Linked DNA regions of Mus musculus: region 2 is linked to region 1. A link is a loop called in an ENCODE intact Hi-C map of the cell type or tissue named here. Cell type or tissue: left cerebral cortex. All regions are shown on one strand. Links, peaks and the distances in the headings refer to the core of each region. The heading gives the core; the rest is flanking DNA. Region 1 has its middle 110 kb from the start of Zfp120. Region 2 has its middle 18 kb from the start of Cst10.

Region 1 (16,933 bases), core at 7,191-12,190:
ATCTCTTAGAGAAATACAAGAAAACACAATCAAATAGGTGAAAAATTGAACAAAGCAGTCCAAGACCTAAAAATGGAATAGAAAAAAAAAATCACAAATAGAGGCAACCCTGGATGGAAAACCTAGGAAAGAGGTCAGTAGCTACAGATGCAAGCATCACCAACAGAATACAAGAGATAGAAGAGAGAATGTCAGGTATAGAAAATGCCATAGACAATATTGACACAAAGGTCAAAGACAATATAAAGCATAAAAAGCCCCTCGCCCAAAACATCAGGAAATTTGGGACACAATAAAAAGACCAAACCTTCAAGGGGAGGCTCCAAGGCCTGACACTCTTACTGATGCTATGGGGTGCTTACAGCCTAGCATGGCTGCCCTCTGAGTGGCCCAACAAGCAGCTGAAAGAGTCAGATGGAGATACTTACACACAACCAATGGACAGAATCTGGTGACCCTGGTTGAATTAGAGAAAAGCTGGAAGAAGCTGAGGAGGAGGGTGGCCCCATAGGAAGACCAGAACTCTCAACTAACTGGGACCCCCGAGATCTCTCAGACACTGAGCCACCAACCATGCAGCATAAAGCAGCAGATATGAGGCCCCTGACACATATACGACAGGGGACTGCCTGGTCTGGCCTCAGTGAGAGAAGCAGCTAACCCTCAAGAGACTTGAGACCCAAGGGGATGCAGAGGTTTAGCAGGGTGGGGATGTAGGGGGTGAGGACATCCTCTTGGAGATGGGGAAGGAAGAATGGGATCAGGAACTATTGGAGGGCAGATCAGGAGGGAGATAAAGATTGGACTGTTAAAAAAAAGATTAAAAAATAATAATTAAAAACCAAAAAGAAAAAGAAAAAAGAAAAAACGAAATCTAAAAATAACAGGAGTAGAAGAGAACAAAGATCCACAGCTCAAAGGACCAGAAAACATCAACAAAATTATACAATAGAATTTCCCCAACCTAAAGAAAGAGATGACCATAAATTTACAAGAAGCCTATGGAAAACCAAATAGACATGAAAGAAAAATCCTCCCATCACACAATAATCAAAACATTAAATGCACAGAACAAAGAAAGAACATTAAAAGCTATTAGGGAAAAAAAGACCAAGTAATATATAAAGGCAGACCTATCAGAATTACACCAGACTTCTAAATGGAGACTCTGAAAGCCAGAAGATCCTGGACAGGTGTCATGAAGATCCTAAAAGAACACAAACACTAGTCCAGGCTGCTATACCAAGCAAAACTCTCAATCATCATAGATGGAGAAACCAAAATATTCCATGAAAAAACAAATTTAAACAATATATATTTACCAATCAAGCCCTACATAAGATTCTAGAAGGAAAACGTCAACACAAGACGAATAACTATACCAAAGGAAAAAGAAAAAAGACAATCATCATCTTACAACAAACTCCAAAGGAAAGAATTTCACACACAATTCTGCCTCTAACAACAAACAAAGTGGTTGCAAGCCAGTACAACCACTCTCGAAATCAATCTGGTGGTTCCTCAGAACATTGGAAATAATTCTATTTGAAGATCTACCTATACCTCTCCTGGGCATATACCTGAAAGAAGCTCCAACATATAACATGGACATGTGCTCCACCATGTTCATAGCAACCTTATTTATAATAGCCAGAAGCCCAAACAACCCAGATTGCCCTCAACAGGAAAGTGGATACAGCAAACGTGGTACATTTACACAATGGAATACTACATATCTATTAAAAAGGATGACTTCACAAATTTTGCAAGCAAATGGGTGGAACTAGAAAATATCCTGAGTGAGGTTATCCAGACCCCAAAGGACAAACATGGTATGTATTCATTGACAAGTGGACATTAGCCCAAAAGCTCAGAATACCCATGATACAACTCACAGACCACATGAAGCTTAACAAGAAAAAAAGGCCAAAGTGTTGATGCTTCAATTTCATTTAGAAGGGGGAATAAAATAATCACTAGAGGCAGAGGGAGGGAGCATCCTGAGTGGGAGAGAAGGCAGGGGAAATTGGGGACAGGTTCAGATATGGTAAGAAACACGAGAGGAGTCCAGAGGGCCAGGTGAATAAATAGAAACATGTAGCAGTGTGTGTGTGTGTGGGGGGGGGTGTAATGGGGGGAATCACTAGAAAGTTCCAGATGCCAGAGATGTGAGAGGCTCCTAGGACCCAATTGGGATAACATTAGCTAAAATTCCCAACAAAGGGGAGAGAGAACCTGAAGAAACCACTCCTGGTACATGGGCATTGTGTCCAGTTGTGGGAAGGGGTCACTCACCCATCTCAAAAATTTTAACCCAGAATTGTTCCTGTTTAAAGGAAATGCAGGGACACAAAATGGAGCAGAGACTGAAGGAAAGGTCATCCAGAGACTGCAACGCTTTGGGATCCAACCCATCCACAGACACCAAACCTTGACACTAATGCTGATGCCAAGAACTGCTTGCAGACAGGAAACCAGTAGGGCTGTCCAATAAAAGTCTCTGCCAGCACCTAACTAAGACAGGTGCTGACACTCAGAGCCATCTGTTGGACTGAGCCCAGGGACCTCAGTGTAAGAGCGAGGGAAGAACTGAAGGAGGTGAAGAGGATTTCAACCCCATAGGAAGAACAACAATATGAAATAACTGGACACCTCAGAGGTCCCAGGGACTATACTACCAACCAAAGAGTATTCATGGGTGGGTACATGGGTCTGATTACATGTGTAGCAGAGGATTGCCCTATCTGACATCAATGGGAGAGGAGGCACATGGTCATATGGGGGGCTTGTTGCCCCACTGGGAATGGGTTGGTGGGTGGGAGTGTACCCTATTAGGGGCAAAGTGGAGGGGGGATGGGAGAGGGGTTTGTGGAGTGGAGACCAGGAAGGGAAACAACATTTGGAATGTAATAATATAAATAAAATAATAAAGAAAAAAAAAGAAAAAAGAAAGAAAGAAAAGAGCTAGTCTGAGCCAAAGAAAAACTCACTCAAAAGTGTGTTAATATGAAAATTTATGGAAGTATGAAAAATACCATTTTCATCACTGAAATAAAATAAAATTAATTTACTTTAAGCAACATGTCATTTGTGGGGTATTTACATGGGTACAGTGTTTATATGAATGTAAATATATGATTATTTAAACCATGATGACCACAAAGAGCAAGAGCTTTGAGCCTATCTGAGATGCATCTTTTCTGCTTTAGAATTGTATAAAATCTCTAGGGAGGAATAGGTTAGTAGATGCAAAAAATAATAATAATAACTAAAAGGCCTTAATTCTAAATTATGTGTAATAACTCTAAATTTATATACACCTGTTGATATAAATTCACTATATTAGTTCCAAATGTAAATGGGACAGAAGTAAATGGTGAAATATCTAACACCACAGTCCTGTGAGCAACTTTAAAATGCTTCTTTCAAGTATTGATTAAACAAAATCAAGAAACTTGAGACAACTGATGCCAGACACCACGAGCTAACCTCTGCAGGACGTATTTCTCTGCAAGTGTCAAAGGACTGAGAGCATCCAGGGTGCAGTAGGTGATATCAGGTGATATCCACCAACCAAGTCCTCGAATATCCCCCAAACATCTGGAGATAAATCAGCATACTGAGAAACAGCTCTTAGGAATGGGGGGGGGGGGGGTAACAGTAGTAATCAAGAAATATCTTGAAATTAAAAATCTATAACATATTAAAATCTGAGTTGTAGCCAAAACTGTGTCTAGAGGGAAATTTGCATTTTTAATTGCAGATATTAAGGAAGGTAGAAATACTAAAATCCATGATATGACTATTATTTCCAGAAGTTATAATGATAATAGCAAACTTAACTCAAAATACATGGAAAGTAAAAATAATTAAGTTATTAATAACTAAATGAGTAGAAAACACAGATTTAAGTGTATTATGTTTTTATTCACACACATACACATACACACACACACATATAAACATATTTCTCATCTGGGCTGACAGTGCTCAAAACAACTCAAAACCAGCTGTGAGAGCCCTGCTTTCATTTGATAAAGCACATTTCTTGATTTCCATTTCCTTTTCCTTTTTTTGTTTTTAATCAAGAATCACATTGTATTACTATGATGTGGCAAAACTAACTCCAAAAGAAAGAGAAAGCAGTAAAAGTGACGTCATGTAACTGAAACTGTATTCTTGCTGATATACAATTTCTAACTTTAAATGGCATTTTGACACAAAGGTCAGGAAAAGCAAACATGAGTTCAATGTGTGAGTAAAAAGATAAGATCAGCCTTGGAAAAAGAAGCCCAAGAACCTGAGTGCTATGAAGGCAAACCTGGAGAAAGTGGTAACGGGAAACTGTAAGTAGGAAATGCCTCCTGAACTAACTTGAAGATATGAGTGTGCACAGAAGGTCACTTTTGCACAGGTGCTGCCTGTGTTCCATGCACACAGTAATCTCCAGAGTTCACTATCAGGTGTGTGTGTGTGTGTGTGTGTGTGTGTGTGTGTGTGTGCATTTGCCTGCATGTGCATCCATGAGCAAAGTTACATATGTTGTGTGTATGCACTGAACACACACTTTATAAAAACCAATGGCACAATGAAAGGACAATGAAAAATGACAATGTGAATAAACCAAAGAAATGTCAAATACAAGCTCAAAAGAATATCTACTTAGTTTTAATTACATCTGAAAATATATATGGATTGGATGGTTTCCTGGAATGGTATAAACCAATAAACCTGATTCCATCAGGTACCAGAAATCTAAGCAGCTCAAAGGCCACATGATAGATGGAGAATTTGTTCAGGTTATATTAAAAAAGCATTGGATGGGATGCTAGTAGACATTTACAGGAACAGGGTAGCATGGTATCTTCTAGAAGGTACTGCTGCTGTGAGAGGAGGTTGGAGCACTGTGGTTAATAGCCCCTTCTGCTGCACTACAGTGGGTAAAGACTGTGTACACATGTGCATGTGTGCCACCTGGTGCATGACCATCTATGCTGTGGGCAGGGGAGAAATGACTCCCTCTGGAGGCCTTGGGTTGCTACTCAGGCATGTGGGGTGTGAGGAAGCTAAATTGTTACATTTTTATAATGAGCACTCTGAATAATTTTTTACCATGCTCTTATTTTAAAATAGAAAATAGACAAAATAGTTATAGAAGACATTAAAGTAGTATTCCAGGGGCTATTTCTTATCAGCTAGTCAGATGCAAACATCAGAAGCAACTTTGAAAAGTCAGTCACTGATGTCAACTGTGCTGCTGCCTGAGGCTCAACTGTGTGGAGTCTGCAGCTAGGGCAGGCGTGAGGCTGGGTGTGGCAAGTCCAGGTCTTGTCGTCAGTCTGCAGGTAGCAATAAATACCTGAATTTAGTGGCTTTAGTTCTCTTTCTGCCAATGGCCGCTAACTAATACTTTAATGATGAAATAATATTAAAATTGGGCCTGGAGTGGAACTTCTGAAGTGAAAATGATGATTAAGATCCACAGCTGTTAAAAAAAAAAAAAAAAAAAAAAAAAAGGCCACAGCTGTCGAGATTTAGCAGAAATTGTCATAGTTTCCAAAGAATTAAATTCCTCATCTATTAAAAAATGACTAACAGAATTGTCAATTCAGCAGCTCGCATGACAATGAGAGTTCTTGAACTTTTAGTGAACTGTTTCTTTTAAAATGTTCTAATGAACATGACTTCAGAATGCAGTTCTCCAGTAATTACCAAGATCCAATACTCTTCTAATGAGCTCTTGGGTATCATAATTTCCTATGGACCTTGGGCTAAGGACAGATGAATAAACACCAAGGTAGGAATAGGTGGTGAGAGGCCTGGGTGGATGGTCATACCTCTGGTTCCAGTATACTGTTTTATATCTTCAATCTGTGGTCAGCCCCTTTATTGTTGAATCTGAAGGATGCTGGGTAACTTGTTTAGGAGAGCATGTGTACTGATTGATTTCTTCCAACTGGACACAAACTAGAGATGCCTGAAAGAAGGGGACATCATTTGAGGAGCTGCTTCCATCAGATTGGCCCATGGCAGGTCTGTGGGAGTATTTCCTTAACTAATGCTTGGTAAAGGAGGATCCAGAACACTCTGAGCAGTGACATGCCTAGAAAACATACGAAAACAAACTGAGTACGCCAGTAAGTTGTTTTTCCTCCATGTTTTCCGCTTCAGTTTCCACCTTAAGCTTCTGTCCTAGAGTTCTTGCCTTGATTGTCTCAATGATGGGCTATGATGACATGGAACTGTCAGCTAAGTAAACTCTTTGCTCATGGTGTTTTATCATAACACCAAACTGGGTGGGGTGGAAGGGGGGCTGCAGTGGTGGCTGCAGCAGCCAGTGAAGGGGTGAGTGGCAGGAGGCTGCTGCCATGTCTCTCAGCCTGGGTATGGCTATTGTATTAAAATTAGTGAACAGCATCACTTTTATGCGGTAGATGGGCATTGTGTGTGCTAAAAGGTGAAGTACTTCATACTTAACAGACAATTGCAATGGCTGTTTGCTGAATTGGAAATTTTCTAGCTTACACCTCAGTCCCTAAAGTCTTGATGCTGTTGGAGGGGGTCTGTGATTCATACTACATCTAAAGTAGAAGAGACTTTTAGTGAGAGTTGCCAGTGTACTAATAATCTAGAGGACAATGAGACAGGGAGGCAGGGGAGGGGGGAAGTGACTTTGCACTACAGTGGGGTCCAGACCTCTGCAGCACAGAGCTCTCAAAGGTTGTCTGGGTATAAACTGTCTCTGATGAGACAAATCCAGTTTTCATTTCCATTAACCTGGAAGCTTTCATTAATTACTTGTTTAAATATTTTAATGTGATTCAACTATGAAATACGGATGAGGTCTTTCCAGTTAATCTTTGTAGGGGAGCAGATGTTCTTAGAGTACCTTGGAAAAGAAAGGGAAATCTGGCTGTGTATAGTAAATGAATCTCTGTAGAGTCAGCAGGCCCTTTAACATCCTGATTCTCCTACATGTACCCCAAACCAGCAGTAAACATAGAGAGAAGAGTTAATGACTGTGATACAGAGTTCCGTAGATGGGTGACTTTTCAATAGCTCAAATCAATTTTAATGCCTTTATTGTTTGAATTATTCACTTAATTTAACTATTAATGTGTATATGTTAAATGTTATTTTAGTACAGTGGAAGATAGTGAAAACTAAAGATACAGAAAAAATTGAAAAATGACCTATTTGTATATCATTGTACAATTAAGGACAACTAATTACTTACAAAAAACATTTTATTTGCATTTAACCTCTGTTACTTGGATCCATTATGTAAAACACCTGCTTTATGTTTTAGGAGGCATTGTGTCCATTCAGAAAGAATAAACTATGGACGAGCTCTGGCCAGTAACAAATAGAGTCAAGGGGGTAGTTCTCCTTTTCTCTGGGTCTCTTAGCCTTCAGAAATTGTTCCATGCAAGTGAGTGACATGGTCTTGCTAAAAAGTTCTTTGCGGGTCCCATAATGGACTCTGCGATTCTGAATGCCAGATTTTGTTTCCTTGGTTTTTCTTTGTTCAGGAAATCACTAGAATGAGCACTCTCGGGTAAGGTCTGCTTTATAGGTATGAAACCCAAGGCTCTTTTGTTAAATGTATAATGGACTCGACATCTTACCTTCTTAATGGTAATACTGTATCTGATAACACAGTGTTGTCCAGTTCTGCTATGGTCAGGGTGTTCTGCAACAGAACTGATAATGTACTTATAACCACTTGAGAACCAAGTTTCCAGACCCAGAAAAACCATAGTCTTTCTCCTAAGCCATGGTTTGTTGGGAAACTAGCTGAACAGAAAATCTTTTTTTTTTTATCTGAAAACCTAGCTTGCCAAAAATATGCCAGAAGAGTGCTCTATAATGAAAGGATCACAATGAATGTTTTAGTATACACACACACACACACACACACACACACACACACACACACACACACAAAGCCAAAGATCCAAAGAGTAGTGAACTGCCATATCACCTCTAGTTATTATTAACAACAATTCTATCAAACTCATGGTCCACAGGCTGTATAATAAGCAAAAAATATCCTTGGGAAGCATAGGTTGTTTTAGATATTGTGACTGCATGATAACCCACCCCAAACCCTGATTTAGTCAAGGATATTTACAACACTCATGACTAAGAAGGTCAGAGGTTTGTATCCAGAACAGATTGTAGTGTTGTCTTGTGGTATCCCTGACCCCAAGAAGCCGAGTGCCCAGCAAAAGGTCCATAAGCCGTGTATGCTGATAGGTTGGATGGTCATGTTATACACTCCACTTGAGTTCAGGAGACACAGACAGCCTTTTCCAGGGACAGCAGAGAATTGCAATGTGATAACACAGGGGTAGATATACCTTGGTCAGCTGCCTTTAAAGGTTGTGATTGGCAACATTCTTTGGTGAAGGTGACATCAGGGCTAATACCAGTTGGACACATAGGGACATACCCTGTGACAGTAGAATGCTGGGATTGGGGAAAATCGCAAGGAAGAAGGTTCCCCAAGAAGCTAAGTTATTGCAAGGTTCATGGAGGGTCTATGACCCATTGACTTTCTTCATGTCCAAGACATGAGTGGTAATTGGAGTTTCCAGTAGTAGGTAAAGAAGATTGGATCATTCAGCCAATGGCAACAAACTGAAGAATCAGCAACATAAAAGTTAAGAGGATCTTTCATCAGGCTGTATCAAAAAGGCTGAGCCCCAGCAAGGGTTGTTGTGCCTTTTACCTTCTTCCCTTAGCCAAAGGACTTCCTGTGCCAAAGACCAACACCTATGAGTGTAGCTCTGACCCCTGCAGGACTTTTCTGACTCTATACCTTGGGGGACTTCTTCCTTCTGGAAGTCAGACTTCCACGAGGGTTGGTCTCCCTTCTGGAAGCCTGTAGTAACTTTCTGAAAACAAACACTACAGAAATCCAGAGGAAGAGGCTGGGAGTAGTTGTTATGTTGTCCACCTGGTCAGTACTAACAGGGCATTCTAGACATCTCTGATTATGTCATGATGAGCTCTCACTACTCAAACTACCTGCCTGGGAGGATGGCATGAGGGTCTGGAACTCCATTTCAGGATGCTAGGCTGTTAAGGGGTTGCTCTTATGCATTATCCCTAAAGGAAAGCATAGATCATGAATTTGGGAAGATATACAAATAAAAGTTGCTGTCACTCAGTCCACCCAGCCTTGGAATAGCTTCCTGTATTCCCTAGACTCATAAATGGCACTGGAAGACTGAGTATTATCTTTAGGAAACACCAGATCATGCCATGCCAAGGAGGCTAACAGGGTGTTAGAGTTCTTTTGTGGCATGGATACATAGTAAGATGATGTTTATGAGGGGAAGCTATAGTCTGGGGGCCTAGAGGGGGGCTTCCCTGTGCCTAGGATCTAGTCCATCTTGTGTTCTTCATGGTAGAGTGTTCCTTTCTGCACTTAAGTATTCACATCTCTGAACCCACTTCTTCCAGTAAGACTTGCTCTGTTGGAGCCAAAGGTGACTTTCAGGGATAAACTTGTGTTGGAGTGTAAGGTTCTTCTGGGAAAGCCAGGCTCAGCTGGCAGGGACCTACCTCCTTCCTTGGTATCTTCTTCTCTCCCTGGCACCCAGTTCACTTCCCTGCAAACACCAAGCTCACAATTGTTTGGAAGATGTCTCTGAGACCTGATTTGTTTGGTTTTGTTTTGGGTTTTTTTTTGTGTGTTTTGTTTTGTTTTGTTTTGTTTTGTTTTTTTAGTTAATTTTTGTTCCTAGTTGCAGAACGTCACATGTCCTTGCATGTCACAAATTGTGACTCACTCTGCCTTTTCCACAACAGATGATAGAGTTCAAACAGAGGAGTGGTTTGTGGTGTTGGAGGTTAGACAGCTACATGATGAGCCCCTAGTGAGTTTGAAGGTAAAGCAGCAGTTGGACAGTATTACAGATGATATGCATGCAAAGTGCTGACTGCTCACAAAGACAGCTGGGAGTATTCAAGGAGCAGAGTCAGAAATCTGCCTGCTGGGCTAGATTTCCTGTATATAGCAGACTTTCCTGAAGCCCAGTAGAGGGCAACAAAGGCTAGAGAGAGGCTCTGTAGACCTTTGTCCTGCCTGGACAACACAGACATGTGGATGCTTAATTAATGCAAATGTGTCTTAATCATCCTCAAATGGGGCTCCTGGTGAGGGTTGCTATGGTCACAGGCCTCTGTCTTCCACATTAGCTCCGTATGTCCAGGTCTAATTCAGGCAGTGCGTGACTGTGCTGTGAGCCCTGGGTACCCATAGCAGTTACCACAAGCAATCTTGGCATCTTTTCCTCCTGCCACATTCCAAAAGTCACTGGAGGTCTCCATGACTATGAACCATGATGAGAATGAGTCGTCTGGTAAGCTTTGTTCCCAGTTTCTGCCACATCTGTACCTTGAAACACTGCCAGGTAAGGTGAGGGCAGAAGGAACTAAATAAAAAGGAAGAAGAAAAATAGGCTCAGAGAGCTCATACAAGCTTGTTTTTGACTGTCCAGGCTTCAGGTCTGGCAAAGAGGTTTATGGTATTGGGTAGTTTTATGCCAGTGTATTAAGTTGAGTTGTGCTTTGTGTCATCTAGTGTCTCAAAAATGTGCCAAGAAAGTAAGATATGAGTCTGTTTTCAGGTAAATTTGGAATTGGTGTGTATTTCCCTCAGGCCACACAGAACAGTTGGGTTGATGAGCCAGTATTCCCCATTTTGGAGCAGAATTGGATCCTAACCTATATCATACGCTTCTAATGTTGGGCCTTATATATAAAGGTTGCTGTAGTAGAGGCATGCTTCTCTTTACTTACCCTTAAAAGTTGCTGCTGCTGCTGCTGCTGCTGGTGGTGGTACTGGTGGGAGGGGAGAAAGTTAGGGACCATGCCTTAGTGGAGTAGATTTCAGTCAAGACACCTTAGCCAAACACTTTCCCTTACCACAGTAGGGGGAACCACGTAGAAGTGAATCCTATTGACTTGTGCCACCACATACGGATGACTCAGGCATCAACACAGATGTGCAGTATTTCTGCACCAGCTGTTGTAGTAGGGAAGGTATTCTTGGCTACGATGTACATCAAGTAACATCTGTGGGGTGGCAAGCCTCTGTGAGTGAAGTTATTGTCCTTCTGTTCTTGTCCTCCTCATTAAAGGCACAGAGGCTTACTGTATTGTTTTCAGAGTTTGTTCCATGAAGCCATGTAGGTCTGTTAGCCCTAATATCTAAGATTAAGGCAACATATGGTTGGATACTCATGTAGAGAGGCTAGATCTCTAGGGTTGGACTGTTGCATGTCCATATGTCTGTGGCTTGGGGCTAGAGAAAGCATTTTGAGCCTGGGGCTGAGAACTGTAAGCTTAGAGTTTGTTTTTGTAGCAAGGCATATGCTTTAATTGTGCCATGACTAGGCTCTGGAAGCAGAATTCTTGTAGAAAACTTCAAAGGAATCTCTGTGGCTGTCTTGAGCCCATCTCAATTGAGACAATACTAGCTGCTAGAGCCAAAGGATCTTAAAGGTCCACAATCCCAAATACAAAAGGTTATGTATATTCATTAAAGAGCCCAATATATTATGTCTTTGTTGACAGGTAGCTTTTTTTCACCCCAAATGTCCTGGCAAGAATCATTTCTTCACATGCCTTCAGCAAAGTCTGTCCCTGCAAGCAGCCCTGGCCCCTTCTTCCATTTCCCTTTTGAGTTTTATCCTGAATTCCTTTTCCTTACCTGTTGTACCAAGTCCTCCATACCTGACTTCTGGATGTGTTTCTGGGTCTCCTTTCCAGCACTCTAACCTTTTGTCCAATCTTTGGTAACCCTGTGTCTTTCTTACCTGACAGGAATTATGAACTATCTTCCTCCAAGGATGGCAGTTGTTTGTGGCACTGTGCTAGGGATATTCCACCCCCCCCCCCAAAAAAGGAAGAGGAATGAAGTTAAATAAGTGTTCCAGAAAGTGCTCCCCTTCTTTGGCAAGCTAAAAAAAAAAAAAAACCAAAACAACAACAACAACAACAACAACAAAACAAAAACAAAAAAAACCTAGAGAAATCTCAATGTGTACAATCAGGTAAGGATTCTTCCATCATATCATATCCTGGGGCTTTGTTCCATCACAGGATCCACAGGATGAAGGAACAAATGGAAATGGTGAGCTTGAAGAACTGATTCTACATGGGGATGCATGCCACCTTTAGCATCTGATACTGCTCACCCTCCTCTTACTGTCTTGCTTTGGGCGCATAATAGAGAATCCCTGTGGTCAGAGTACCTGCCATTGCTAAGGACTTCTGAGAGATTTAAAAAAATGCTCATCTAGGAAACATCACTCTACGTGTCTCTTATGGCAAATGCATCCTCATTTCTAGATAGCAATTCATGTTTGCTTTATTATATTATTATTACTAAATAATTCATAGTGCTAACACACATGTATACACACACACACAGAGAGAGAAAGAGAGAGAGAGAGAGAGAGAGAGAGAGAGAGAGAGAGAGAGAGAGAGGTTTCCTCCATCCCTCCATTCTTCTTTTTCCTCTCTGGTATAGTTTTCTTAGCACAGTACCTGGTCATGCCAGCCTCTCTGTTCTGTTTGGTAAAAGTATCACTTCAAGTGAATGAGATATGAAATTGGGGTTGTAAGAGATGGGTAGATCTGGAAGGAGTGAGTGAGGGCAAATATGATCAAAGTACATCATATTAAAGAATTAATAAAATGTTATATTAAAATCAATTTGTGAGTAGATGGACAGATGGATGCACAGATGGATGGATAGATGGATGGATGGATGGATGGATGGATTGATGGATGGATGGATGCACTTTCCAAGAACCCGTGTGTTTCACTTCTCTTATTATCCAAACATATCAAACCCATCAGTTGCCATGACTGTTGTAAATTTTGTATGCTTGGTTTTGATAGAATTTAGAAGGAAAATGAGATGATGTTCATTGAGGTGGCATGTGCTCCATTTATACCACAGTCATTGGAGCACCCTCTTACTGCATCCACATATTACCAGTGGAAAGCCATTCTGGTGTTGACCATGGTGTTGTCAATTGAGTAAGTTGTGGAAGGAGTTTTTAATGAAACTCAAAAATTAGTGGAAATTGGTCCAGAAAAACAAAACAGGGAGTGAGGAAAGGCAAGCAGTACTTGACATGTGTTTGGACAAATAAAATCACTGGACTAGAGGGGTGCCTGGCACTCAAGAGGCCACAAGTAGTCTCTCTGGGCAGCCAGTGCAGTCACAGAGGTTTCAGGGAGAGAGGACAGATGACGCTTCTCAGGGACACTGGATTTATAGCAGCTTTTCAAAAGAAGTCTGGCTAGGGATCAAAAAGAAAATTATCTTCTGCAATGCTTCATTTCCTTAAATTTACAGCGTCAATAATTCCTTTTGCTCTTACTGCCCAGCCTGTAGACTGAGCAGGTGGAAACAGAGCATAAAGAAGATTTCCAGGGCACTTCTCTGACAAACACAGATCAGCCTTTCCCTCAGGACAACCACGGTCTGCGACCTTGGTTTCTTCTCATCTTGCATGGACCTTTTCCCTGCCCTACAATTTCCTAATCCAAGGCAGAAACCTCATATAGCATGATCTGTAGGTCTCCCAAGACCAAGGCTTGGATCAGTGATTCTGCCCCAGTTGATGGAAAATCCACAAGGATGTTCAATCCACAAGGAACACAGAAAAAAAATTAGGGCCAGTCTGTGTAACATGGAGCACACGTGGCCAACCTTGTCAGCAGCACTAAGAATGTTTATTAACTTTCCCAAGACATTTTAAGTGTTTCACTGGAGCTACACTGGGGGATTTTTTTCCTCCAGTCAAACATCTGCTCCCCAAGCCAGTCACCTTCATGATTGTCATTCTGTCTACCTAACTCCTCCATGCCTAGAAGAGCCTCCTTTCCTCATACGGTTGTCTCACTCTTCTGACTGCTGCTTCCCATCACATTGACCTCTCCAGCTCTGTCTTATTTTGATGTCCTCTAGAAATGGGTTCATTCTGTCTTTGTTGAGAGAACCACCGTGGAAGATGTTGGAAATGGTGTCCAACATAGGCACAGTTGGCACTTATTTCATAGACACTGATTTATTACATTCTGCTGTTTCCAAGGGACTAGATTTTCTATATATTCCTCAGCTCTACTTCAATGGCAAACCTTTGACTGGCTACAAGCTCCTAATGTGTTTTCTTAGTCATGAAATCTATGAACTCGCATGCCCAGCACTTTGAATGTGTGTGTGAAGGGAATGCCATAGCCTAGTTTCATTTGCTTAACAGTATCTGCACTTCTTTCTTGGTATCTTTGAATCATCTTGGACCTGAAGATCACAGAGCCTTTTTAAATTGGCACTCAGTCTACATTGGGCCTATGTGGTCTAAATCTTGCTGCATCTCTGCTGCCATATATAGAAACCTGTTTCTGTGAATGCAGGCATTAGTGGGGGTGGGGTGGGGGGGCGGGGGGGGGGCTCCATCCAGAAGCCTCAGTCCCCTTCAATGAAGAACTTCATTTGTGAGCATGATACAGGCCAGAATTACCCAAGACAGTTTCAGTGGGACACTGGCTTGATCAGATTGGCTTGTTAATTTGTCTGAGGGGTATTTTATTGTTAGCTTACTGATGTGTGGAGGGCCCAGCCCACTGGAGGTGGTATCACTGCTGAACCAGTGATCTTAGATTGCATAACAAAGCTAGATGTACATGTCATAAGAAGAGAGCAAGTAAGTAGCTTTCTTCTATGGTGCTTGTCTCTAATTCTGCTTGAATTCCTGCCACAACTGCCCTAAATTATAAACCAAATAAATCCTCTGCTCACCAAGATATTCTTATTTTCAGTATTTTTATCACATCAACAAAACAAAACCACAACATTATGTCTTTCCTCTTTTAATGGAATATGACAATGTTAGAAAGTGTGGAAGGAAGGACAAGATACAGACGTTAAAAATGGCTGTGTCCCTTTATCTAGAGAGGGGATGTAATAGGTCTATGATTCACTTGCTAGTGTAAAACTCAAATTCCCTTTTTGTACCAGACCTATTTGAAGTATCTGAGCACAACTGTTAATTGTATCTTTGAAACAATAACTTTAAAGGATTTTCATATTTTTAAATTTATGGAATTTTTAAAATAACAAAAGAAAATGTCATTGTAGCATAGAAGGAATGGGCCACTCATTCTCCACCAGAAGTCTAAAGTTTGGGGGAAATTTTCTATGCAAAATGGTCAGGTTGCACTGACAACTAGTGTTGGCTCAAACCCAGAAGCTTCCCCCTCCTCAGGAAATAACATATTTGGGTTTTATACATGATTTATCTGCACCTGTCCCTCAGTGTTCACACTGCTACATGGTGTCCTATATCACTTGAGTTTCACTTTATGTAATGGTCATAAAGTATTATGGTGGGTCTTCCAATTCTTACTTAAGAAAAGATCTTTGGACACAGTAGTCTCAAGAAGCACAAGTAGGAAATGAAGACATGAGACAGGGAAAAGTTGGAAAATAGAACAGTGTTAGTAATCCACTACTGGCATTTGCCTAACCTTGAACACACTTGCCCCAAACTAAAAATAACTCAAACTGGCTTAGTTGGTGAGTGGATAAACATTCTATAGCCACAAACTGGAGCACTACTCAGCATTGAAAACGGATAAATGTTGTTGCCAGCAATGATCTGGAAGCATTTTGAAGGTAGGTTGTGGAACGCCAGACTCAAAAGCCTACATAGTCTCTAATACTGGTCATGTGGTACTCTGGAATACCTTTAGAGGTACCATTCCATAGAGGAGAGCTCCTTTCTGGCTTACTTCCCATGACTTGTTCATATAGCTTTCTTATTACAGAAATAAGCATAAGAATAATGACCAGTAGCTCTCATGGAGGGTGGGTGGGGCAGGCAGTGGCTCCAAGGAACATAAGCTGCTATATTCTGCATGGCTTGGGTCCTGAAATTTTGATGAAGGGTGACAAAAGAATAAAGAAAGGACAGGCATACATACATACAGAAAAGCTGGGGTCAGGTTGGGCGTATGAAGTTGGATGGAGTGGCACCTACTAACATACCCCCAACCTCAGCATGTTTATTTTGTACAGCACTGGGGCAGGAATGTCTAGTCTCTGTAGACAACCAGTCTCAGACAGTTAACATATAGGAGAAGGAAGAAGATTCAGTTGCTAGTGTTTGTACACACTGATCAATTGTCTGTAAAACTTGTAGTTAGACTAGAGGAAAAGAAGGTTTTAAAACTTTAGGCATGGCCCATGTAAGGATAGCTTTGCCAATTTGCCATGGGTCCAATGCCTTGGTCTTTGTTATGGCTGTGCCCAAGTCAACAATGTACATTCACTTAGGACTTCACTCTCCCAGGGCTTCCTCCACACCTTCAAGTATGTGGGTTATGTTAATGAACTGTCGTTGCCTATGGTGGTTTTTACTTATCAGTGTATATTGTTTAAACTCTTGCAATTGTACAGTCTTGGGCTCACAGTAAAGGAGAAAGATAGGTAGGAAGTTTTAAAAAAATGTGTTCTTTAAAAGCTCCACAGAAAGGAGTCGGCTTGGCAGCCTCTGTTCCCAGAGAGTGGAAGCTGGGTGCTGTCATGGCACCAAGAAGTGGCAAAGGATTCCAAAAAATGGTTCTGAGGTCTGGTGTGTGTTCAGCATCCGTGACACCTCCAGGTCTCATTAGTCTGGCTCTGGCCTCTGCCTATCTGTGATGTCTCCCGGCCCTCCAAATATGATGGTAAGGGGTGGGGGCAGGGAAAAGAGATGCCATCTTCTGCTCACTCTTTCAAATGGGTGTTAGTGAGATTAAAGCTAGAAAAATGAAGCAATATGTTAAACCATGTTTGTTTCCTGTCCAGGCTTCTCCGAGAAAAAGAAGCCAATCCTGCTGTACTCCTTGGGCTCTTATTCTG
Region 2 (16,933 bases), core at 5,734-10,733, 600 kb after region 1:
ATTTTTGGATTAAAATCATCAAAACTTCATAAGGAAGAACAAATTCAAATCTTCTCTAAGTGCCTCTGGTTAGGATTACATCATCACTCAAGTGACTCTATGAAACAGATTATGGCATAAATGCTAGCTTTATTAAAGCACAGCCTTTAGGGGGATTCTTTTCTCCCTTTTTAGTCTAGATTCCTTCATGTTTTCCTCTTTTCATTTCCTGATCGCACATGCCTCTTGTGAGGAAAAAAGTACATATATTCCTACATAAAAAACACTATAAATTCTCCATGCATAGTTAATCTCCAATGAGTATGGCCCTGGCTTGCCTCTGCCTAAACACAGTGCAGCCCCTTCATATACAGTGCTACTTGGTACTGTCTCTCCCCTAGAGACTCTATCAGTAACCTCTTGTGGCTACTCTATGTGAATGAAAGTACTTGGTGCTTGTTGTTTTATTTAAATGAATTTTGAGACTTGTGATATGGATAAATTATGATTTATACATAAAATTGTCCCTGGTATGATTGCTGTAGTATCTTCTATTCAGAGTATGTGCTGTACTGTTCTCTCTCTCTCTCTCTCTCTCTCTCTCTCTCTCTCTCTCTCTCTCTCTTTCTCTCTCTCTGTATGTGTGTGTGTGTGTGTGTGTGTGTGTGTGTGTGTGTGTGTGTGTATGTGTTATGAGTACTGGAAATTGAACATAGCTTTCATGTATTCTACCACTGAGCTGCATCTCATGTTCTTGGTTTTGGGGGTGCAGAATCTCAGACTCAGTTGACTTCAAACTTAAGATCCTTTTGCTTCTCCCTTGTGAGTACTAGAACTACATGTGTGAGCCACTATGCTTAGTTTCCATTGCAGTTTTTAATAGTTAATAACAAAATTTGCAAAGATACATCCTTTTTTTGCTTTTTTAAAAAAAATTGGATATTTTTTCATTTCTAAGAGGAAAACTCATAGCTCTGAGTGCCTGCAAAAAGAAACTAGAGAGAGCACACACTAGCAGCTAGACAACACACCTAAAAGCTCTAGAACGAAAGGAAGCAAATTCACCCAAGAAGAGGAGTAGACAGCAGGAAATAATCAAACTCAGGGGCGAAATCAACCAAATGGAAACAAGAAGAACTATTCAAAGAATCAACCAAATGAGGAGCTGGTTCTTTGAGAAAATCAACAAGATAGATAAACCCTTAGCAAGACTCACTAGAGGGTACAGGGAAAGCATCCTAATTAACAAAATCAGAAATGAAAAGGGAGCATAACAACAGATCCTGAAGAAATCCAAAACACCATCAGATCCTTCTACAAAAGGCTATGCTCAACAAAACTGGAAAACCTGGATGAAATGGAGAAGTTTCTAGACAGATACCAGGTACCAAAGTTAAATCAAGATCAGGTTAATGATCTAAACAGTCCTATATCCCCTAAAGAAATAGAAGCAGTCATTAATAGTCTCCCAACCAAAAAAAGCTCAGGACCAGATGAATTTAGTGAAGAGTTCTATCAGACCTTAAAAGAAAATCTAATCCCAGTTCTTCACAAACTATTCCACAAAATAGAAGCAAAAGGTACTCTACCCAACTCATTCTATGAAGCCACAATTACTCTGATACCTAAACCACAAAAAGACCCAACAAAAATAGAGAACTTCAGACCAATTTCCCTTATAAATATCGATGCAAAAATATTCAATAAAGTTCACGCTAACCTAATCCAAGAACACATCAAAACAATCATCCATCCTGACCATGTAGGTTTTATCCCAGGGATGCAGGGATGGTTCAATATACGGAAATCCATCAAAGTAATCCAGTATATAAACAAACTCAAAGACAAAAACCACATGATCATCTCATTAGATGCGGAGAAAGCATTTGACAAAATCCAACACCCATTCATGATAAAAGTCTTGGAAAGATCAGGAATTCAAGGCCCATACCTAAACATGATAAAAGCAATCTACAGCAAACCAGTAGCCAACATCAAAGTAAATGGAGAGAAGCTGGAAGCAATTCCACTAAAATCAGAGACTAGACAAGGCTGCCCAGTTTCTCCCTACCTATTCAACATTGTACTTGAAGTCCTAGACAGAGCAATTCGACAACAAAAGGAGATCAAGGGGATACAAATTGGAAAGGAAGAAGTCAAAATATCACTTTTTGCAGATCATATGATAGTATATGTAAGTGACCCTAAAAATTCCACCAGAGAACTCCTAAACCTGATAAACAGCTTTGGTGAAGTAGCTGGATATAAAATTAACCCAAACAAGTCAATGGCCTTTCTCTACACAAAGAATAAACAGGCTGAGAAGAAATTAGGGAAACAACACCCTTCTCAATAGTCACAAATAGTATAAAATACCTTGGCGTGAATCTAACTAAGGAAGTGAAAGATCTGTATGATAAGAACTTCATGTCTCTGAAGAAAGAAATTAAAGAAGAAAGATCTCAGAAAATGGAAAGATCTCCCATGCTCATGGATTGGCAGGATCAATATAGTAAAATTGGCTATCTTGTCAAAAACGATCTACAGATTCAATGCAATCCCCATCAAAATTCCAACTCAATTCTTCAACGAATTAGAAAGGGCAATCTACAAATTCATCTGGAATAACAAAAAACCTAGGATAGCAAAAACTCTTTTCAAGGATAAAAGAACCTCTGGTGGAATCACCATGCCTGACCTAAAGCTGTACTACAGAGCAATTGTGATAAAAACTGCATGGTACTGGTATAGCGACAGACCAATGGAATAGAATTGAAGACCCAGAAATGAACCCACACACCTATGGTCACTTGATCTTTGACAAGGGAGCAAAAATCACCCAGTGGAAAAAAGACAGCATTTTCAACATATGGTGCTGGCACAACTGGTGGTTATCATGTAGAAGAATGCGAATTGATCCTTTCCTAACTCCTTGTACTAAGGTCAATAATAAGTGGATTAAGGAACTCCACATAAAACCAGAGGCACTGAAACTTATAGAGAAGAAAGTAGGGAAAAGCCTTGAAGATATGGGTACAGGGGAAAAATTCCTGAATAGAACAGCAATGGCTTGTGCTGTAAGATCGAGAATAGACAAATGGGACCTGATAAAATTGCAAAGCTTCTGCAAGGCAAAAGACACTATCAATAAGACAAAAAGGCCACCAACAGATTGTGAAAGGATCTTTACCTATCCTAAATCAGATAGCGGGCTGATATCCAATATATACATAAAGAACTCAAGAAGGTGGACTCCAGAAAATCAAATAACCCCATTAAAAAATGGGGCTCCCAGCTAAACAAAGAATTCTCACCTGAGGAATACCGAACGGCTGAGAAACAACTAAAAAATGTTCAACATCCTTAATCATCAGGGAAATGCAAGTCAAAACAACCCTGAGATTCCACCTCACACCAGTCAGAATGGGTAAGATCAAAAATTCAAGTGACAGCAGATGCTGGAGAGGATGTGGAGAAAGAGGAACACTCCTCCATTGTTGGTGGGATTGCAAGCTTGTACAACCACTCTGGAAATCAGTCTGGCAGTTCCTCTGAAAATTGGACATAGTACTACCGGAGGATCCCGCAATACCTCTCCTGGGCATATATCCAGAAGATGCCCCAACTGGTAAGAAGGACACATGCTCCACTATGTTCATAGCAGCCTTATTTATAATAGCCAGAATCTAGAAAGAACCCAGATGCCCGTAAACAGAGGAATGGATACAGAAAATGTGGTACATTTACACAATGGAGTACTACTCAGCTATTAAAAAGAATGAATGTATGAAATTCCTTGGCAAATGGATGGACCTGGAGGGCATCATCCTGAGTGAGGTAACCCAATCACAAAAGAACTCACACAATATGTACTCACTGATAAGTGGATATTAGCCCAGAAACTTAGAATACCCAAGATATAAGATACAATTTACTAAACACATGAAACTCATTTACATTTCAAATGCTATCTCAAAAGTCCCCTATACCCTTCCCCTTCCCTGCTCCCCAACCCACCCACTCCTGTTTCCTGGCCCTGGCTTTTCCCTGTACTGGCATACATAGTTTGCTAGAGTAAGGGTCCTCTCTTTCCCATGATGGCCAAATAGGCCATCTTCTGCTACATATGCAGCTAGAGATATGAGTTCTGGGGCTACTGGTTAGTTCATATTGTTGTTCCATCTATAGGGTTGCAGACCCCTTCAGCTCTTGGGTACTTTCTCTAACTCCTCCATTGGGGGCCCTGTAGAAAAATATTTCTATTATCGGAGAGTTGTATTTCTGTGGTACAGACTCATAAGATTGGAATTACTGAATAATGTTTACTTTCTAACTTGTAAAAACTACAGCTAACACCACCTTCTTCACAATTCCACCAACTCTAGATGAGAATTCTTCTCACTCCTTTTCTTCTAAGAAGAAAATTAACCACCACACAAACAGAAAATATGTTTAATGAAACAGTGTTGGCATGTTCTAGAAATATACTAAGAAAAACCACATAACTTTTTGTCAAAATGGTTTTTCCCATAGTAATAGAGAGGGGCATATTTTAACACATCAGTGTTAGCTCCTAGCACCTTGCAAAAGCTGATGGATTCCTCCTTACTTCCCCAAGAATGAATGAAATTCACAGATGTGTGATTTCATTTTGCTGCCTAGCACAGCCTCTGGGGAAATTACACATTATGGTGTAGTATCAGTCTGGAAGAGGGGTTAACAGCAGCTGTAAACATCCAAGCCAGCTACCAGTGCCGACTGATGCAAGGAAACCTATCTAGGAGCAGGAGGTATATGGCTGAAGATTTGGCCTTAGCTCTATTAACTTCAGCAAATATATTTCCTGGGGGGTGGGGGGAACCCTGTAAATCCAGTGGCCCATTCACTTGGTAAATAATTTTTGAAGTTTCATGAGAATAGGTACATTTTGAAGTTGGAGAACATGAGGACCGTGTTTCAAGGTAGATTTCCTTATTATTTACAGCAGATATTCCAACATATTGATGACCTTCTCATTGAACTGTGCAGCCTGAATCTCCCAATGCAGGATGGTCCCATACTTTCCATGCATGACCAAAACTGTGTGCCCTGCTGCTTGAGGGCTACCCTTTACTCAATGCCCCTCCCCCCAGCGTGTCAGTGCAAGGTTGTTGCAGCTCTCAGATAGATGCACTAGGGTCACACTTGTATGTAAAATCAGGATTGCCACCCTCCATTGATAGGAAGACACTAGCCCTGAGAATCTTCATATTCTTAGTGGAGTGCAACAGGGGAGCCCATGAAGGTCTAATCTAGTGTCAAGTTGTCTTGGGGAGGTCACAGGAACAGAAGTTTGCTCTAGATGCTATCAGAAGCAAATATTTAGTTTTGAGAATTAAGTTTGCCTTCTAGACAATAATTTGGATAGATTTGGAGACATTGGACATTGCCTCTACTGAGAGGAGAGCAGACATATTGTTCACGTTCAAGTTGCTTCTACAGGCTTCTTTTTTCACATTTCCATGTTCCCAGAGCAACTGGTTGGGGCTTTCTGCAGTCCAATATCATCTTTCTGAGATGCTAATGAGCTATCTTTTTATAGTACAATTTAAATATGAAGAGTAAAAGTAAATGTATTTAAAATAATGAAGAAACAAACTTATTCCTGCTCTGCATGATGTTGAGCATTCTCTAATAGGTGGGTCTTGTATTTAGCATCCTATCTGTATTTATTTATATCATGTGCATTCTTTTTATATCGATAAACTCGATACATAATTTCTCTATTCTCACACTTACAACCTTCTCATTTCATGTGCTGGGCTCTCCACAACTCATTACTTTGCATCTGGACTATCAAGCTTCACACCACTCCCTTAAACACCAGTTTCAAAACAAAACAAAACAAAACAAAACAAAACAAAACAAAACAAAAAACAATTTATACAGAAAACAAACTTATTTAGACACAGAGATCAACTGTTTGCCAATACTTGCTAACTATCCTGTGGAGGAAATGACATCACCTAATGTGTGACTGTGCCAGGTTTTGCCCTTTCCCTGGCAACTGTGTGAAGGCCCTGACTATGAATAAGCTTGAGAGGTACAAGTACCCAAACATGATGCTCTTAGATGAATCTTTACCCAAAGCAGTCTTTGTCATCATAGCCAGTGGGAACTGTTTCCAATTTTATCTGATTACAATATTTAGTGGCATAAAAGTGAGGTATCATCCTAACGTTATGTGTATGATATGATATATGTGGATAAAGCATGCATGTATTCTTCTTTGGAAACCAGACAACTAGGTATCTCTTTTGAAGTATTAAGAAAATTTATAGTCATAAATTGATATTAACCAGACATTCATTTCTCTGTCTAATATTTTCAGAGAAAATGAGCTCGTACCAGTCACGCTAAAAGTAAAATCGATGATTTTGAAATGTTAAATTCAAAATTTACTTTATAATCAATGATGCTAGAGAAAAACCATTTCCTTAGTTACTTTTGAATCTATTTTTATAACCATCTCTTACTGACATTTCAACAGAAATGACCCAACTTAAAATAAGACTGAAAGCAGTATTTTCAATATTGGTTTGGGACAGGTCTATAGGAATGCTAGAACACATGCTTCAAACTCTCTCCCAAGATGAGAATTATTTCAAACATTCTCTGACTATGATTCACATTCTTATTTGTTCAGATGTTGAAGGAGATGCCAGATTTTAAGAGTAACAATTTCAGGCTTGCTTGATGGAATTCTAGGGTCTGCCTGTGTTGGGATCACTGCTCAGGAACTTAAACTTTGCTTTCCAAAAAATAAAGAGAAGTCTAGCTTTGATGGATTCCATGTCCAAACTTACAACTGGCCTGGTGCCCAGAGTTGTATTTGGCTTGTACATGTGGATAAAGAGCCAAGTATGTAATGTGTAGGAGCCTGGTTCATATATAAGTAACACAGAGTACCCCTCAGAAAAAGGATATACTGTAAATTGGAGCTTATTTTGCTGGTCTATGTAGAGGTAGGTGGCAGATTTGGAGAGCACCAAAGATGCCCTAAAGGTGAGATGCTGGCTGCTCAAAAGATGTCATGCTGTGACACAGCTTCATTCTGTCACTACTCTGAGTCAATTGCAAATACCTATTGTAGTAATGCATACAGAAAAGAGACTTAGTATTCTCTCTTGATTTGTGTTTAGGTTGAAGTAAGCACATTATACAACATGTGACTTATTATGATTAGCCAATTTACTGACTGTAGGAAGTTGATGACAGCATCACATGATCCATGAAATAGGAAGACTCACACTTAGATTTCATAAATCAGGGTTTGCTCAACTCATGCCCCCAATAAGCAGGGTGCTGCATAGCACAATATTCTGTTTTTGTGCTGGGGAGTTGGGAGAAACTCAAGGCAGAGGAGTACCTTTCTTTCAAAACCAGAGAAGATGTTTCTTTCACAGTCTTTCTGTCTGGGCTGCATGCAGGGTACATGATTTCAGATACCCCTTACCCCTTCCTTTAATCAAAGATAGAAACTGTGTCTTTGCTCTGTTAAGGCACAATGCACAGTAACTCATTCTCTGCAGACCGGTCTGAATCCAGGGTCTTCTGAGAAGGTACCCTTATATGTTAGCTCAGCAAGTGAAATTATCAATTTTGCTATTTAAGAGAACCACAGAAGTCAGACCATCAGTTCTTTCTTACTGTACCTGCCCCATGCTCCAGTGAATACTCAAACAATATCCCTCAGCTCAGGGGAACATGTTAGAGTCAAACCTCCTGACATGCCTCCAATACATCTATGTGATGTCATGGTAACATGGCAGGCATATTCAGGTTGTTGTTTTCCAGAAACAAGAGTGAGTCTCTTGTCTTCACTGTGTCTATACCTACCTGTTCATGTGTACCTGTGAAGATTCTAGGAGAGCAGTAGCTGCTGGAAGTTCTGTTCTTTGGGGGCGTGTGAGAATCTATAGTCAGGCTTAGCAGTTGTTATTTCTTTGGAATTTTGAGGATCATTAAAAAAAGAAGATCTTTTAAGATTTTTGTTTTGTTGTTCTGTTTTGCTTTAAAGAAACCCTGTTGAGTGTGTGAAGAGTTACAAATTCACAGATTTGGGACCTGGGTGGTCATTTTAACTTGTTATTTACTCAAGTCACACCCTAAGATTAAAATTTGATTTTTAAAAATTTGTGCTTTTTATTGACCTTATTAATGATGACTTAAGACAGTTTAAGATCTCAAGATTACCCACCTGAGCATATGAACCTTTTAATTCTACCAATTCCCCTCAGGTTGATGACTGAACTTATATTTTGTGCATTGATTCTAAGATATGATTTATCTTAATTTTCCTTACTACTCTTCTATATGATGTTTTTAATTATAGTGACATTATAATTTTGATACCTACCTCACCTTAAATCTCTCAAAACAGATCATAAATGTGAAGAGGTTTTAGGTCAACACTTCTATGTGCTGGGTTTTGGGAGAGAAGAATGAGTTCTCTAGAGTAAGGTTTTGTCAGATGGCTCTAAAAAAAATCTTATAAGAGAATGTCACCATCAGAAACTCACTGAAACAGGAACGTGAGCCAGCATGACAGTAACAACTTCTGTGTGTGTGTGTGTGTGTGTGTGTGTGTGTGTTGGGGGGGGGGGATGGAACGGGGGGGGGGGGGGAGGGGTGAAGAAGCTCTCTCTCATGCAAGTTAGTCTTAGTGTCCTCATGCTGTCCTCAATGCCAGGCTTTAAAATAAGCGTGAGGATGCTGCCACCCAGTGGGCTTATGAATATAAACATCTTTCTCCAAGGCCAGTAATTTAGATTCTCATAACCTGAGGCTTTAAGTAAATGAATGTTTTAAAACCTATATAGAACATACGTATACCTTGCTGGGTCTACTGTGCCTTCAATACATGTTCCTTTAGACATTTCCAGTCAGTCAATGGCATAAACAAACTTCTTCACAGGTATTGAAATCACTGCTGCTTCCTTCTGAGCTTGTGGCAAATATGTTTTAAGATAGACTGGGAGAGCTAAAGTCTACAGACTTGATATTATTATTTTTATTATCAACATCGTTATTGAAATTAACTTATCTCATGCAAAACACCAGACAGCAGTTTTCCCTCCCTCTGCTCCAGAACTCCCTGATAATTTCTTTTCTTTAGAAACACTCCTACCATGTCACCTGCCGTTTCTCTGAAACATTTCTCATTATGGAGGGATGGTAAGATGCTAACGTAAACAAACATTGCTTCCTTCGTCTCCAAGGTTATCTGCCCATTTTCCAGTCACTTGGAATGGCCAGTTCTCTTCAGAGGAACAGTGAACTTAATGGACATCAACTCATCTCCAAATCAGAGACCACCCAGCAACTAGTACTCTGGAAGCTTTCTCAGTTCTTTACTTTCTTAATTTTTTTTTTCCAAAAAATTTACGGGCATGAGTGTTTTCTCTTCATGTATGTCTGTGTGTCATCGTTATCATCAGAACTGGCTTTCTATTCTCTGAAGAGAGATCACGAATTTTGCTTAAACAATCCTTTTGAGTTCGTGAAGTGCCCTCCACACTGACCCATGATAAAAAGTCATTCAAAAAGGTACAGGGGTCAGATTTACCTTCTGACCTAAAATATTGTAATGCAATTGATACAATGATTTACCCAGAAAGCTGGTTATAGTACTAACGGAGCTATGACAGTAACACATTATGTCATTGAAGACAAAAAAAATAAATTTCAAGAATCATCAGAACTGGGGGAAGAGCTGCTGTGGTTAGTAAGTAGTTACCTACAGGAAAGAAGTCCTTCCTCAAATATTGCTTTCCTACTTCTCCTCATCTTTTTCCTCTAACACCCACTTCCTGTCCAACTCCTCCAACTCTTCTCACTCCTCCTTTTGCTTATCTTGCTTTTGGGATATGGATGGTTGTGTTATACTACCTAGTTTGTCGTTGAGGAGAAGGAGTTAAATCATTCTTTTTACTACAATAGCTGGGCTTTTATTTGGCTTCTTAGAGTCAATCTCCTATTCTCTTTGGCTGCATAAAAAGACATGTGACCCTTACAGGGTGGAAGGGTGGCAAGAAGCAAGTGGGCAGAGGAGCCACCATGGGTCCAAGCATACGAAGTTATGCTGACTTTAGAGCCTGATTGAAGCTGAAAAAGAACTAGTGGATATAGAACCTCTCCATAGATTAAACTGTGCATTACTGGAGAAGGGCAGCAAGTCACTCTCCCCAGGTGTTTCAGAGTCCCAAAATGAGGTACAGTTCTGGCCTTCCCTACCTGTCTGCAGCCATTGTTGTAAGTGTTGTATTCTATTGTTTCTCAATCTAATCTAGTGTTCACAGTGCCGGGGGGGGGGAGGGAGAGAGAGAGACAGAGAGACAGAGAGAGAGAGAGAGAGAGAGAGAGAGAGAGAGAGAGAGAGAGAGAGAGAGAGAGAGAGAGAGAGATGCTTTTGTGTGTAAATGTTTTTACTGCTTGGGAATCTGTCTCCAAATAAAATATAAAACCCTCAGGTCAAGTTAGAAACAGAATAAATTAAGTTCCAGTTGCAGTTGGAAATCAATGCCTAGGAGAAAATCTGTGAACACTTTCTACAATGTCACATTTGTTCATATGTAGAAGAGCATACATGTGGAAACAAGCACTAAACAGAATGCTTTCATGGATATGCTTGCATGACTGCTTTCTCTACTGTCTTGCATATAGGTGTGACAGACCATTTTATGATCTGGGATGATATAAGATGCCAGCTGAACTCAAGGTGAAAAGGGTCTAAGGAGTTGCAATCACAGAGATCAGTCTTTTTTTAATATTTTTTATTACATATTTTTCCCAATTACATTTCCAATGCTATCCCAAAAGTCCCCCATACACTCCCCCGACTTCCCTACCCACCCATTCCCATTTTTTTTGGCCCTGGCATTCCCCAGTACTGGGGCATGTAAAGTTTGCATGTCCAATGGGCCTCTCTTTCCAGTGATGGCTGACTAGGCCATCTTTTGATACATATGCAGCTAGAGTCAAGAGCTCCGGGATACTGGTTAGTTCATAATGTTGTTCCACCTATAGGGTTGCAGATCCCTTTAGCTCCTTGGGTACTTTCTCTAGCTCCTCCATTGGGAGCCCTGTGATCCATCCAATAGCTGACTGTAAGCATCCACTTCTGTGTTTGCTAGGCCCCGGCACAGTCTCACAAGAGACAGCTACATCTGGGTCCTTTCGATAAAATCCTGCTAGTGTATGCAATGGTGTCAGCGTTTGGAAGCTGATTATGGGCTGGATCCCTGGATATGGTAGTCTCTAGATGGTCCATCCTTTCGTCTCAGCTCCAAACTTTGTCTCTGTAACTCCTTCCATGGGTGTTTTGTTCCCAATTCTAAGGAGAGGCATAGTGTCCACACTTCAGTCTTCATTCTTCTTGAGTTTCATGTGTTTAGCAAATTGTATCTTATATCTTGGGTATCCTAGGTTTTGGGCTAATATCCACTTATCAGTGAGTACATATTGTGTGAGTTCCTTAGTGAATGTGTTACCTCACTCGGGATGATGCCCTCCAGGTCCATCCATTTGGCTAGGAATTTCATAAATTCATTCTTTTTAATAGCTGAGTAGTACTCCATTGTGTAAATGTACCACATTTTCTGTATCCATTCCTCTGTTGAGGGGCATCTGGGTTCTTTCCAGCTTCTGGCTATTATAAATAAGGCTGTTATGAACATAGTGGAGCATGTGTCCTTCTTACCGGTTGGGACATCTTCTGGATATATGCCCAGGAGAGGTATTGCTGGATCCTCCGGTAGTACTATGTCCAATTTTCTGAGGAACCGCCAGACTGATTTCCAGAGTGATTGTACAAGCCTGCAATCCCACCAACAATGGAGGAGTGTTCCTCTTTCTCCACATCCTCACCAGCATCTGCTGTCACCTGAATTTTTTATCTTAACCATTCTGACTGGAGTGAAGTGGAATCTCAGGGTTGTTCTGATTTGCATTTCCCTGATGATTAAGGATGTTGAACATTTTTTCAGGTGCTTCCCTGCCATTCGGTATTCCTCAGGTGAGAAATCTTTGTTCAGTTCTGAGCCCCATTTTTTAATGGGGTTATTTTATTTTCTGAAGTTCACCTTCTTGCGTTCTTTATACATGTTGGATATTAGTCCCCTATCTGATTTAGGATAGGTAAAGATCCTTTCCCAATCTGTTGGTGGTCTTTTTTTTCTCATTGACGGTGTCTTTTGCCTTGCAGAAGCTTTGGAGTTTCATGAGGTCCCATTTGTCAATTCTCAATCTTACAGCACAAGCCATTGCTGTTCTATTCAGGAATTTTTCCCCATGTGCCCATATCTTCAAGGCTTTTCCCCACTTTCTCCTCTATAAGTTTCACTGTCTCTGGTTTTATGTGAAGTTCCTTGATCCACTTAGATTTGACCTTAGTACAAGGAGATAGGTATGGATCGATTCGCATTCTTCTACATGATAACAACCAGTTGTGCCAGCACCATTTGTTGAAAATGCTGTCTTTCTTCCACTGGATGGTTTTAGCTCCCTTGTCGAAGATCAAGTGACCATAGGTGTGTGGGTTCATTTCTGGGTCTTCAATTCTATTCCATTGGTCTACTTGTCTGTCAGTATACCAGTACCATGCAGTTTTTATCACAATTGCTCTGTAATAAAGCTTTAGGTCAGGCATGGTGATTCCACCAGAGGTTCTTTTATCCTTGAGAAGACTTTTTGCTATCCTAGGTTTTTTGTTATTCCAGATGAATTTGCAGATTGCTCTTTCTAATTCGTTAAAGAATTGAGTTGGACTTTTGATGGGGATTGCATTGAATCTGTAGATTGCTTTTGGCAAGATAGCCGTTTTTACAATGTTGATCCTGCCAATCCATGAGCATGGGAGATCTTTCCATCTTCTGAGATCTTCTTTAATTTCTTTCTTCAGAGACTTGAAGTTTTTATCATACAGATCTTTCACTTCCTTAGTTAGAGTCATGCCGAGATATTTTATATTATTTGTGACTATTGAGAAGGGTGTTGTTTCCCTAATTTCTTTCTCAGCCTGTTTATTCTTTGTGTAGAGAAAGGCCATTGACTTGTTTGAGTTAATTTTATATCCAGCTACTTGACTGAAGCTGTTTATCAGGTTTAGGAGTTCTCAGGTGGAATTTTTAGGGTCACTTATATATACTATCATATCATCTGCAAAAAGTGATATTTTGACTTCCTCTTTTCCAATTTGTATCCCCTTGATCTCCTTTTGTTGTCGAATTGCTCTGGCTAATACTTCAAGTACTATGTTGAAAAGGTAGGGAGAAAGTGGTCAGCCTTGTCTTGTCCCTGATTTTAGTGGGATTGCTTCCAGCTTCTCTCCATTTACTTTGATGTTGGCTACTGGTTTGCTGTAGATTGCTTTTATCATGTTTAGGTATGGGCCTTGAATTCCTGATCTTTCCAAGACTTTTATCATGAATGGGTGTTGGATCTTGTCAAATGCTTTTTCTGCATCTAACGAGATGATCATGTGTTTTTTGTCTTTGAGTTTGTTTATATAGTGGATTACATTGATGGATTTTCGTATATTAAACCATCCCTGCATCCCTGGAATAAAACCTACTTGGTCAGGATGGATGATTGCTTTAATGTGTTCTTGGATTCGGTTAGCGAGAATTTTATTGAGGATTTTTGCATCGATATTCATAAGAGAAATTGGTCTGAAGTTCTCTATCTTTGTTGGATCTTTCTGTGGTTTAGGTATCAGAGTAATTGTGGCTTCATAAAATGAGTTGGGTAGAGTACCTTCTACTTCTATTTTGTGAAATAGTTTGTGCAGAACTGGAATTAGATCTTCTTTGAAGGTCTGATAGAACTCTGCACTAAACCCGTCTGGTCCTGGGCTTTTTTTGGCTGGGAGACTTTTAATAACTGCTTCTATTTCTTTAGGGGATATGTGACTGTTTAGATCATTAACCTGATCCTGATTTAAGTTTGGTACCTGGTATCTGTCCAGAAATTTGTCCATTTCGTTCAGGTTTTCCAGTTTTGTTGAGTATAGCCTTTTGTAGAAGTTTCTGATGGTGTTTTGGATTTCTTCAGGATCTGTTGTTATGTCTCCCTTTTCATTTCTGATTTTGTTAATTAGGATTTTGTCCCTGTGCCCTCTAGTGAGTCTAGCTAAGGGTTTATCCTTCAAAGGATAATAACAGAAAAAAAAAAAAAACAATACAAGGACAGAAATCACGCCCTAGAAAAAGCAAGAAAGTAATCCCTCAACGAACCAAAAAGAAGACAGCCACAAGAACAGAATGCCAACTCTAACAACAAAAATAATAGGAAGCAACAATTACTTTTCCTTAATATCTCTTAATATCAATGGACTTAATTCCCCAATAAAAAGACATAGACTAACAGACTGGCTACACAAACAGGCCCCAACATTCTGCTGCTTACAGGAAACCCATCTCAGGGAAAAAGACAGACACTACCTCAGAGTGAAAGGCTGGAAAACAATTTTCCAAGCAAATGGTCTGAAGAAACAAGCTGGAGTATCCATTCTGATATCGAATAAAATCAACTTCCCACCCAAAGTTATCAAAAAAGACAAGGAGGGACACTTCATACTCATCAAAGGTAAAATCCTCCAAGAGGAACTCTCAATTCTGAATATCTATGCCCCAAATGCAAGGGCAGCCACATTCATTAAAGACACCTTAGTAAAGCTCAAAGCACACATTGCACCTCACACAATAATTGTGGGAGACTTCAACACACCACTTTCATCAATAGACAGATAGTGGAAACAGAAACTAAACAGGAACACAGTGAAACTAACAGAAGTTACGAAACAAATGGACTTAACAGATATCTACAGAACATTTTATCCTAAAACAAAAGGATATACCTTCTTCTCAGCACCTCACGGGACCTTCTCTTCTCCAAAATTGACCATATAATTGGTCATAAAACAGGCCTCAACAGATACAAAAATATTGAAATTGTCCCATGCATCCTATCAGACCACCATGGACTAAGGCTGATCTTCAATAACAACATAAATAATGGAAAGCCAACTTTCACATGGAAACTGAATAACACTCTTCTCAATGATACCTTGGTCAAGGATGGAATAAAGAAAGAAATTAAAGACTTTTTAGAGTTTAATGAAAATGAAGCCACAACATACCCAAACCTGTGGGACACAATGAAAGCATTTCTAAGAGGGAAACTCATAGCTCTGAGTGCCTCCAAGAAGAAACTGGAGAGAGCACACACTAGCAGCTTGACAACACATCTAAAAGCTCTAGACAAAAAGGAAGAAAATTCACCCAAGAGGAGTAGATGGCAGGAAATAATCAAACTCAGGGGTGAAATCAACCAAGTGGAAACAAGACGAACTATTCAAAGAATTAACCAAATGAGGAGTTGGTTCTTTGAGAAAATCAACAAGAGATCAGTCTTGAAATAAAGAACAAAATACAGCTGACAGTTCCTGTGGCTGAGTCACAGGTAGAATCCACCAAAGGCTTCAAGGACATCCCTGAATATCCAGCACAGACTCTGATAGGACTCAGTGTTCAAACTGAGTATATCAGATCTATATTAGTATTGTGATAAGAGACAAATGTTGGAGGAAAGGTTAAGCTCTGAATCCCCGGGGATGAAAGAAAAAACTCAGCAACACTTGTAAACAGCATATAGACATCTTTTGGTTTACACAAAGGGTCAACATAGGACCTCAAAGGACACCATGCTTAAGATCCTGTGTAAAATAGTGGACCATTTGCATTATAATCTATACACATATGCTGGCTTACTTTTTTGTTATTTAAATTTTTTAAGATGTTCATTTATGAGTACCATACTTAAATAATTTCATCTCTTTCTTTCCCTTTCATCCCTTTATTCCCAAGTCCCCTCATATTTCCTCACAATTTAGTGACTGCTTTTTTAATTGTTGTTTTGTCATTGTCCTTGTCGTTGTCATTGTTGTTGTTGTTGTGTGTTGTATAAAACCTAGTGAATCCACTTAGTGTTACTTGTGTGTACATGTGTTTAGGATTAACCTCCAGCTTCTAGGGATTGAAAGATTGATCAAGGACTTGTCTCATTGTCTGCATATTTAAACACCCTCCCAAGTGATTCATAGCACCTAGTCCAACATATTCTTAGGGAAAAATCATAAAAAAAGGTCTTTAGACATTTAGCCAGATACACTATTTTGAAAATAGTTTTCCTTTAGAGGTATGTCTGATAGGGATGCCTGTATTTATTAGGTAGTAGTTGCTTTGTTTTGCTTTAATATAGTTTATGCTCATGTCATTCCTACAAAAGGTCCTATTTCTTTTTCTTTGACTAAAGTTAAATTTTTATGGAGTTTTCTTATTATTTTCTGCTATTATACCAGGACCAATATGTCCTTTTAATACAGTTTTAACTAAACATCCAGTTTTAACTAAATTTTATTCTCTTATGTAATCAATGCTTTCTCCCTCTCTGCCTTGAGAAGTAGAGAGAGTGAAAACAAACAATGCCCACTAGATGGGCCCAGGATCTCTGTGGTTTCTCTATGGCACTGGAGACAGGAACAGGGTGTTTTGTGAGAAAGGTATTGAGAAGGACAGTGGGGTTTACCTTCCTACAAGTTCTCTAGCACTAATGGGCTTTGATTATCAAGAAAAAGGAAAATGCTCCGAGGTCTGGTGGTACACAGGGCTATATTTCCATCTGCTTCAAAGGCTGAGGAAAGAAGATTTCCCATTTGAGGTTCACTGAGCCTACCGAAAAAGTTCATATCAGTCTAACTAACAATGGAAAATAAATAATACTTAAATAACATTCTGAAGCTATAGCTTCCTTGTTAGAACATATAAGGGGCCCTATGTTCAATTTGCGTTACTGCCAAAAGTAAATTAAATTAAAATTGACAGTAAATAGAAGATGAGAAGGAGGAGGAAATATT

Evidence for each region. Peaks named below come from ENCODE experiments on the same cell type or tissue, not always from the same donor. Only the 100,000 strongest peaks of a DNase experiment are listed, where the experiment ranks them.
Region 2: a loop joins it to region 1, with 10 times the contacts of the local background. A loop is called at or near these places in 12 of 42 quality-filtered maps.

The regions. Positions count from the first base shown.
Region 1 is chr2:150,017,245-150,034,177 of GRCm38, reverse strand. No RefSeq gene overlaps it. Among named protein-coding and RNA genes, the nearest start is that of Zfp120, 110 kb to the left of the region's middle. In left cerebral cortex, for the core only: a CTCF peak has its summit at 10,051 (motif pointing right); a DNase peak (open chromatin) is centred at 10,072.
Region 2 is chr2:149,414,551-149,431,483 of GRCm38, reverse strand. No RefSeq gene overlaps it. Among named protein-coding and RNA genes, the nearest start is that of Cst10, 18 kb to the right of the region's middle. In left cerebral cortex, for the core only: a CTCF peak has its summit at 8,760 (motif pointing left); a DNase peak (open chromatin) is centred at 8,729.